2 separate regions of the Mus musculus genome follow, and region 1 is linked to region 2. Evidence: chromatin contacts called from ENCODE Hi-C or POLR2A ChIA-PET data. All regions are on one chromosome and are shown on one strand. The core of a region is the stretch at or near the end of the contact, and the rest is flanking DNA. Distances in the headings are between cores, read along the strand shown.

What was found. A loop is a pair of places that touch in the nucleus more often than their neighbours do. ChIA-PET counts read pairs that join two places held with the same protein, here RNA polymerase II (POLR2A).
Region 1: a loop to region 2 is called in a map of heart, with 2.6 times the contacts of the local background. The contact joins the enhancer-like site here to the promoter of Zfp362 in region 2. A Hi-C loop is called at or near these places in 1 of 37 maps with a recorded cell type or tissue (heart). POLR2A ChIA-PET finds 5 or more read pairs at or near these places in 1 of 5 experiments (Patski).

Annotation. Positions count from the first base shown.
Region 1 is chr4:128,837,407-128,842,133 of GRCm38, reverse strand. No RefSeq gene overlaps it. Among named protein-coding and RNA genes, the nearest start is that of Zfp362, 34 kb to the right of the region's middle. Within about 2 kb of position 2,178, at least 1 of the 3 ENCODE cell types and tissues checked has a DNase peak (open chromatin) inside an H3K27ac peak, as active enhancers do; it is heart, where a contact is called at or near this core.
Region 2 is chr4:128,802,468-128,807,367 of GRCm38, reverse strand. Zfp362 (zinc finger protein 362) reads left to right here and starts at 1,256. Exons shown (of 9, transcript NM_001081098.1): 1 at 1,256-1,356.

The DNA.
Region 1 (4,727 bases), core at 929-3,428, 34 kb before region 2:
GTTTCTATTGCTGTTTTGAAACCCTATGACCAAAAGCAAGTTGATAACAAAAGTTTATTTAGCTTAGACTTCCATATCACTGTTCATCATTGGAGGAAGTCAGGACCAGAATTCAAACTGGGCAAGCACCTGGAGACAGGAGCTGATGCAAAGGCCAGGGGAGGGCTGCTGCTCACTGGCTTGCTCCACATGGCTCTCTCAGCCTGCTTTCTTATAGGACTCAGGACCACCACCCATGACTCTGAGCGTCCTCCCCTATCAATCACTAATTAAGGAAATGCCTTACTACTGGCTTGTTTACAGTTTGATCTTTTGGAAGCTTTTTTTTTTTTTTTCTAGCTTGGGTCAAGTTGACATAAAACTAGCCAGTACACCCAGTTATCCATCCACGGATACCTTGGCTAATTTACCATCTTGGCTGTTGTAAATAGTGTTGTAATAAACACATCAGTGCAGAAGTCTGTGTAATACGCAGATTTAATTCCTTTGACATTGTAGGCTGGCTGGACATCTTGATTATTTTTCTAGTTCTCTGAGCATGTTGTTTGTTATCTGCACAGTGTAGGATAGCTCCTTAGCGAAGGCATGGGATTTTGGTCCTGTTCCCAGAAAGCTAAACACTCCGAGGGCAGGCTACGATCTGACAGTCATGATTGGCCGGTGTTTCTATTCCTCCTGTCGTGAGAAGCATGTGACCTCGTCATGGCCAATGAGATGCAAGGGGAGACTTTCAGTCAAGGATGTCCTCCTGCCAAGACACAACAAAAGAAAACTCCTTCTTCATTGAACAGTGGTCACATCTGCAGACAAAGGCAGACACTGCTCCATTCACGCTCTGATCATAAGGAAATGTTATCAGTGCGTGAGGGAGGCTGGCTCCTGAGAAGATCAAGTCACCAAATTTCTCCCTGCAATTTCACGAATTCCTTACAGCTCAAACCAAGGTGGCTGGGGTGGGGTGGGGTGGGGGTGGGGCTCTTCGGTTCCTTGCTGCTCACAGTCTCCCGAGAGGTGGGAGGGAGCCTACAGGTTCCATGGTGTTTATCTACTTACCTGTGTCTCTGAGTTCTGGTTTCTCATTTCAAGGGTGGTGTGAGGTGGAGGTGAAGCTCCCGCTACAGGCGATGGAGAGCCTCCATGTTTGACGTCTGACCAACCACTAGACTGCCTGCATCTCTGCTCTTACTGCCTATATACAAAGAGATATTGAACACCCCGACATGTGCAATTGTGACGGCTATATAAGTGTTCATACACATCAGCATGCTTAGCAGAATGGCTGACAGACACACAGTCGGGACTCTGTCAGTTCTACCCCTTGTCATCTCTATCTCTACACTCAAAGCTGTTGGCTTTTGGCAGGCATCTACTGTCTGACTGTTGCCTCAGAAGACAGGTTGCTGGAACTCAGCTCCCTATGGCCCTGAAGTGACCCAAAGGCCAGCTCTGTTAAGGCTCTGCAACCTGACACGCTTAGGCTCAGCTTCTAGCTGTGTGACCTGGAGCAACTGTCTTCACCCTCCTGAACTTCCACTTCCTCATCTGGGAAACCATGAAACAATACCCCACCCCCACCCCCCACCCCCGAAAGATTGTGTCTGTGAAGGATGCGCCTGGCACCAAGCCCGGTATATGCGCAGCGTAATTTTTTGCCAAGGGCCACATCAGAAGGAAGAATGTTAGGGAATTGGCTTCGGTCCACTTAAAATCTCAAAGAATAAAGAAGTCTTTGTGACTTAAAGGATCCCTGTCTCCTGCTTGGACGGTCCAGATCCCAGACCATCCAGGGGCCTTTGAACTCGCTTGGCTTTGGCAGGAAGTGGACCCCCTCCACAGCAGAGAACTAGCCTTCCCTGCAGGCTTCCTGCTGAAAGAGCAAAAACAGAAGGAACGGTGGTGGTGTTGGGGGTTGGATCCTGGTCCTAACTTGTCCGTGCTGGCTCCCTGCGTGACCTTGACTGGATCTCTCATGATTCCTCGAGCCCTGTCTGTTCAGTGGGGTCAGACTCCGTGACCTCAGCAATCTCTCCTGGAGAAGGCGTTCTGGGATGCAGGAAGCCAGACCCCCTGGCTGTTGGGGAGATCAAAGGGTGTCTTCCCAGAGGAGGCCTTACAGCTGCTTGCCCTCTGAGTAGCTCTTGGCTTCCTGCTCTGCACAGGGCCTGCTGTGCAGCCCTGGGAACAGCAGAGGCCTCTGCTGACGTCAAATGTTGTGTTTCCTCAATCTTTTTGCCCCAGTCCTGAGTCACAGGGTTGAGATTCTTAATCATGGTTTTCCCTCCTGTGCTGTTGAGTTCTAGAAACATCTGTGTGGACCTTAGGACACTGTCTTCTTTACACTTCTAAAACCATTCATTATTTCTTTGTGGCTAATACTCATTTATACTCTGACTGGCCATTGAGACCAAATGGTGTCTTCACGCCTGACTTCTTGTCAGTAGGAGAGTTCTCTGGAAGGGTTTGATAGGTTGGTTACATGGCACAGGCTAAGCAGTCAAACAATACAGATATGGGCGTTCTGGAGAGGTCGAGGACACCATGGCTCCCTTGGTCCAGGAAGCTGGATGCTTTAGCAGTCTTGAGGTAGTGCTGAAAGCCTGGAAGATTCCAGAGAAGCCCTGGTCTTCAGGCTACCTGGGAAAACCGGAAAAGCCCGCAAACAGAGCAGCTGCTCACGCCAACAAGGAGCAGAAGGCAGAAAGTGGCCCCTTCACCCCTCAGACTTCTTCACACTGAGCCACCCTTGAAGGGAAAATCCTCTTTGAGAGAGGATCCTCTTCCCCCTAGGCAAGCCTTCCTGCAACTGACCTCTCACACGGCCCAGAGGCATGTCTTTTAGCTGATTCTAGATTCAGTCAAGGTGACAATTGTTAGTCTAGGTTCCGCCCCACAGTTACCTGGCTGTAGGTGTGCCTGACTCACTATAAAAGCGGCTGCTTGCCCCCTCCTCTCTCTCTTGCTCTCTTACCCTCTCCGCCCCCCATTTCCTTCCCCCCCCTCCACATGCTCATGGCCAGCCTCTACTTCTCTTCTCTCTCTCCCCCTCTCTCTCTCCGCCTTTCTCTCAACCCCCCTCCCATGCCCTGAATAAACACTATTTTATGCTGGTCCCTCAGGGGCAGGGATGCCTTAGCACGCCCGCAGAGGCACACCCTTCCCCCACACCTTACTGTACCTCCACCAAACACATCCCCTCTCTCCTTCCCTTTCTATAAACCACAACAACGATCATCCCCCATCCTGCACCTCAGCTGGCCGTCCTCTCCTGACTCTGCCCAACACTCCGAAGTCTTTATACCTGCTGGGCTAAAGACAGGGCTGGCTCTTTACTCTGGCATTTTCTGAGGTAACAGAGACCCAGGTATCCTTTGGAAGGTCTCCACCAAGCTCTACTAGGCTGAGCCTAGCCTGAGACCTGCCTCCTGTACTTTGCTTTTTTTTTTTTTTAATCAGTGGTACTCTACTCGCTAAAACACAGGAAACAGACTTCCTTCAGGGCCATCACAGAGGATAGAACCATTATGGTGGGATTGCAATGGGGAAGAGGGTAGACTCATGCAAATACAGTGGGAACAAGAGGGGATTTATAGATAAGGAACGGGCAGAGTCAGTGGGGAGAACATGATTAAGAGGAAAAAAACATCAGGGGAAGCTGGAGCTTAAACCGAACTAACTGGCTTCTTGCTGGAGGCAGGCCAGGATGGTCAGACATCAGCTGAGAGGGAAGGCAGAATGGGCGACTGGTAGGAGGCTATCAAGGGTGATCAGATCTCCAGGATGGAAACTCTCGCCAACCAGACTAAGCTTGGGTACTTGTGAAACTGGATCTACAAGGAAATGTACAGACAGGCCCAGGAGGGGCATCAGGAGCCGAACTGGAATTTGGGTAAGCCAAGAATCTTCATCAGCTCTGTCCAGACTCTCCTTTCTCACTCAATAATTCAGGATGCTAGGGTGTGACAACACAGAGATCTGACTCGAAGAAGCTTAAAGCCGGAGAGCCATTGATGTATGAGTGAAACCTTCTGCCAGATACCACAGGGAGGGTCAGCAGGCAGACTGGGGCTGCACACTCTGACTGGGACCCTTTCTGCTTTAACCCAGCAAGTGAGGTCACCTCTTGCTGCTGCTGCTGCTTCCTGATCTATAGGACAGGGTTAAGAATAACCCCTCCTTCCTAGCATCATTGGCATCAGTGAATTAGGCAGAGACTTCCGCCCTCAGGAAGAAAAACAGTGCACAGCATGAGTCAAGACATAAGACACACACAGAGATAGATGTACAGTGTGAGTCCATAAAACAGCGTTTGTTTTTTATGAAACGTGAAATGCTGTGATGGTTTTGGTCCCAGTTCAGACTTTTCTAGAATAATCTGTTATTTAAAAAAAACGTTGAAGAAGGCTGGAGGCATAGCTCAGTGATAGATCATTTGTCTAGCATCCTTGGCCCAATATATAGATATGAGACAGAGAGAGAGAGAGAGAGAGAGAGAGAGAGAGAGACAGAGACAGAGACAGAGACAGAGAGAGACAGAGAGACAGAGAGAGGTAAATTACTTCAGCCTGGGGTCACATGTCTATAATCCTAGCATTCAAGGAGTTGTGGCAGGGGGATCATGAGTTCAAGACTAGCCTGGGCTATACAGCAAGTTCTTATCAAAACAAAAACAAAAACAAAGTGCTGGCTTTAAAAATAATTTAATACTCCTTTCCCTGCTATGAGTTGGA
Region 2 (4,900 bases), core at 7-2,506:
GTGTGACATCCTGTGCTAAACTGGAATCCTCACGAGGACAGCGACTTTGTCCACACTTTTTAGAACTGTGTTCCCAGCCAACTAGCGCACGTGCCTATGAACTTATACTTCCCAGAAAGCAGGATGGTTTTTTGTGTCCTTCCTTCTCTGGGATGCTTAGGACGGCAGAGGCAGCCCTGATCCTCTAGGCCTGCAGGTGGACAGCAGAGTGTGCCACAGAAATCTAAGCGGGTTCGGAATCGGGAATGCCTGCCTCCTCAGGTAGAAGTGAAGTTTAGAAGTTGACACAGCCCGCGAGGCCGAATCAAGAGGACTTGGTGACTGATTGGCTGGGGAGGGTGAGGCGGGAGGAGGAGTCGCGCAGATGGCTCTGAGGTCTGGAGCTGGGGGGACAGGCGGTGCCACCTCTGATAGACTTTCTAGAAGTGCTGTCAGCTCCTGGTCGCCCCACCGCTGAGACTCAGGCCTAGGGTTGGGAAGCGGTGTCCTGGCTTGTGCAAACTTCTGCACCCCACCCCGCCCCCACGTCCTTTCTTCAGAAATAAATAACCAAAATCTTAGCAGGGATCTTGAGCCTGGCCGTTTGTCACCGGGTGTGTGTGTGGGGGGGGGGGGGAGCACCGTGGGGGTCTGCACCAGCTTGCGATTTCCCAAGGAGGGACACCCCCACCCCTCCCGAGAGCAGCGTGACCAGCCAGTCCCGGGTCCCCAGGCCACCGCCACCCGGGAGCGGAGTCTGGGCGGGACAATGGCCGCGGCCGCCCGGGCCCCGGGAGCCCCCGTGCTGGGGAAGGGGCTGTCCTAGGGCCGGGCGCCGGTGCCCTCCCCGCGCGGCTCGGGCGGGCGGAGGGGGGCGCGGAGTTCCTTTGTGGCTCAGCCTCCGGCGCGGCGCGGCGCGGGCAGGGGGCGCCGCGCAACTTTCCTTGGCGGCGGCGGCGGCGAGCGCGAGACGAGGCCCCGGGGCCGAGCGGGGGCCCCCAGCGCGCGGCCCGTCCCCGCCCCGCCGGCCCCCTCCCCTCGCCGTCGCCAGCGCCGGGCGCTGCCCACTCGCCGGAGCCCCGGGGCCGGGCGGGCTGCGCAGCCGAGAGGCGGGGGGCCGGACGCGGCTCGCTCGCGGGGCCCAGCGCGCCGGGGCCGCGCGGCTGCACAGCCGGCCTCCGCCGCCGCGGCGCCTGCAGAACCCAGAAGTGAACAGCAGGCGACCCGGAAGGTTTGCGCGCCGCTCCGCACCGAGCCCCAGCCGCGCGCCGCCGCCACCGCCGCCACCGCCGAAGCCGGGAGCCCCCAGCCCGGCCCTACTCGGGCCGCCGGGCTCGGGGCTGCGGCCGCGTCCCGGAGCGCCGCCAGCACTGCCAGGTCCGTGCGGGCCCGGGGCGCGCGGGGGAGCGGGCCCGCCCGCGGGAAAGTTGCGCCGAGTTGCGGGGCGGGGGCCGGGCGGGCGCGAGCGCTGTCAGCGCGGGGCGGCCGCGCTGCGTGGGCCCGGGGGTCGCCGGTGCCTCGGGCCGGGCCCCGGGGCGGCCGTGGCTGCGGCGGCTGCGCGCGCGGGGTAGGCAGCGTCTCCCGCGGCGTGTCTGGGGTTCGTCTCCGAGTGTGTGCGTGTGTGTTTTCCTAAGCCGGGCTATTCAAACCTGCTGCAATTCTCCGGTAAACAATGATTCATGGGGCTTAATGCAAATAAACGGATTGCAAACGGCGCGGTTCGCGCACTTTGCAGCCGGCCCGGTGGAGCGGCCAGTGCCGGATTTCTCCGTTTTTTTGCAGATCTGCAGAATATGGCGTCCCTGTCCTGTTTTAAAAATAAGCCAGGCTGCCATTTTTGTTTTTCTTTTGTCTGAAGATTTTAATAAAACTGTCTGAGAATGTGGGAGAGGCGGCTGGAAGCAGAGGGGGCACCCGAAGGGTTGGCTTTTTTCCTTTTCTTTGGAGAGAGCCGGGAGCCTTTCGGGGAGGTGAGACACAATACAATTACACTTTAAAGGAAAAAATAAGGGGGAGAGAAGCTGCCGGGTGATTTGGGGGGAGGGGGCTGGGAATTTAAAGTTAACTCTGAAAGTTTTCTTTTCTTTCTTGCTTTTTTTTTTTTTTAAGATTTTTTTTTTCTTCCCCTGAGGGCCCTGAGATGCCGCGAAAGGATATGGGGGCCCATTTCTCTGTTTCTTCCCACCTAGCTAGTCGCCTTTGCAGGGTTTTTGGGAAAAGTTAACTGCCGGTTTCCCCAGAACTGCGTGGGTGGGGATGTCGTGTGTGTGTGTGTGTGTGTGTGTGTGTGTGTGTGTGTGTGTGTAGGGCTGAGGTGAGAGGTTTTGGGAGGAGTCGTTTGGACGAGGCTCTGTATCAAAGTGGTATTGTAAGGAACTATATTGTAGCCCCAGATTTGGGGGAGTTGGCTGGCTCTAGGGGCATAAAGTGGGCCCAGGGTTTGGAGCTAAGATCCCTGTCATGAGGACATGACCCTTCTTGCCACCCTGTCCTCCAGCAGTGTGGATCCTTTAGGAGCTGTGTGTGTGTTGGAGATGGAGGGAGGCTTGCCCCTTCATGGGTGGCCAGAGCCCCCTTGGTGGACAGGAAGTTTTGGTAGCCCCCTCTTGGGGCAAGTCTGGTTGATTGCAGTGGAAGAACCCCCTTCAGGTATGGGTGGTCTTCTTAGCCTCCAGAGATGGCCTCTGTTGATGAATGTCCTTAGTGGTGGGTTTTTAGCTGGGTACAGGCCTGCAGCTCCTGTGGGTCCCGATATACATAGGAGTAGCTGACTGCCTGGCCCTTGTGTTCTGGGCCTGTCCTCTGCTTGTGTTAACTCCTTTCTGCCACCCGGCCTGCCACTTTGAAGTCTCCTGATTGGACATCAGTTGAGTTTCTGAAGTGGCTGACTGGACTGGCTGGTGACTGTACAGGCAGCAGAGTGGTATGAGGCCAGGCCCATAAAATCTGAATGTGGTCTTTTCCCCTTTTGGGGGAGACTCTGTCCTAGGAGGATGCTCTGAGCCTTTGTGCTTATCTAGGGCCCTCCCCCCATTTCCTGGAGGGAAAAGTCTCCTTTCAGAGCGGTGTCCTGGCTTCACCAGGCCAATGTGAGCTCCCCAAGGGCAGCCAGTGGGAACAAGGCCTGAGAGCGTTGAGCTGCAGAGCTAGGCATGCCTGGGTCACCCGGTTCTGAACCAACAAGGTTTTAGATGGAGAAACTGAGGCCCAAGAGTCACTACTCTGCCCAGTAGAGGAGAGCTGAGACTGGAACCCACGTTTGGGTTCTCTGTTTTGGAGCGCTCTCACCCCCAGCATGGTTTGCTTCAGACAAAACTGAACAGGAATAGACAGTGTGGCCCCCTTCCTTTCCCCCTGGACCCCATTATCATCACATTTCAGGAAATCAAATGTCACAGTGTGTACCATGTCCTATGTGGCTACAGCCATGTCAGGCGCTCCCCAAAACTGAGTTGAGGTCAGATGTTCAGGTGGGGGCAGTTGAACTCATTTTAAAATTAAGAAACTGAGGCTTAGAGAGGCTGGGCAGTGACGGAGGAGGGATGGCCTGCAGACTCCTTGTGTGGGCCTTTCCTAAGTGGGTGGTGCTGTGGGCAGGACCTTTCCCAACTTCTAGTTTTTGGTCTGAAATTCTTCTGCTGACCCCAGTGGCTGTGTAAAAATCCAGAGGCTTACTCCCACCCCAAAGAATGTCAGAGATGAAAAGGCCCCGGAGGTCATCTGGACTCGGAGAGGAAAGCACTGGCTCCAAGTCTGGCCCTAGCTTGTTCTGGAGCCCCGATCTCCTGTCTCCTTTTTTCTGTGAAATGCTCAGAGAGAGAGAGTGAAACACTGGGCTGGGTGTAGGGGAGCTAGCTGGTGCAGGGGCTGGCGGGTAATGGCTACACTAGATAAGTTGGCCCTAGGGGCTAAGGGATAGTCTGCGGTGACCTTGGGAAACAGAGGCCAGCTTGGTCTTAGGTGGGAAGAAACTGCTGTGTGAGCAAGCTGTGGCCTCTGTCTAAAGCAAGCTTAGCCCTGCCCTTCCCTAGGCAGCCATTCCTTGCCTCTTCTCTTGTTGCTCTGTATTCTTACTGTTTGTATAGTCTCTCATTTGTGACTAGGCCATTCATTTGTTCTTCCACTGTCCACTTCTTAGTCTATGGGTCAGTTCAGTAGTCCTGTCTGTCCCATCAACCATCCGTCCGTCCGTCCGTCCGTCCATCCATCCTTCCATCCATCCAATCAGTCCAGCTCCCCCCAGCCCAGGTTGGACAGATATGAGATGCAAATGTAACCCTGGCACTTTTGAATACCAACAGAGGAGAAAAGCCAAGGCTTCGGGTACGTTCCTAGGGATTGAGAGTATCAGAGGCTCTTTAGCATTTGTGTCTCAGATCTCTGAGCATGCCCTGTACCTCTGTGAGCTTCCACCTGTACAGTGGGCGCTGTCCTTATCTCACCATGATGGGGGGAGATAATAACAGTGGCTCTGAGGTCTCCCGCCCGGCCAGGCATGTCCTGGGCATGTGCTCAGGACATGGTCACTGCCCCATAAGGACCGTCATTTACTTTTCTAGTCCAGGCCTTGTCTCTGTGAACCATGGCGGGGGGGTTTTCAGAATGCCAAGTGATCTGTGGACCCTGACAATCCCCTTCTCCCCCTGCTGAAAGTTCCACTGCTTCCTGAACATTTAGAAGAAAAATAAGTAGTAGAAATTTAGTAGAAAAATAAGTAATAATTCTGGCCTACGGGGATGGGGAGGGGGAGGGGGGCTTCTGTAGTTTCAGCCTTGCCCACCTTTCAACCTCTGCTTTCACGCGCCAGCCCTGCCCTGCCTACCCCTATATCTTACCACCTCTGGCCACGCTAGCTTCTTTGCGCACCTTCCCTGACCTGGAATGTTTTTTTTTCCCCGATCCCGTGGCACCATCGAACATC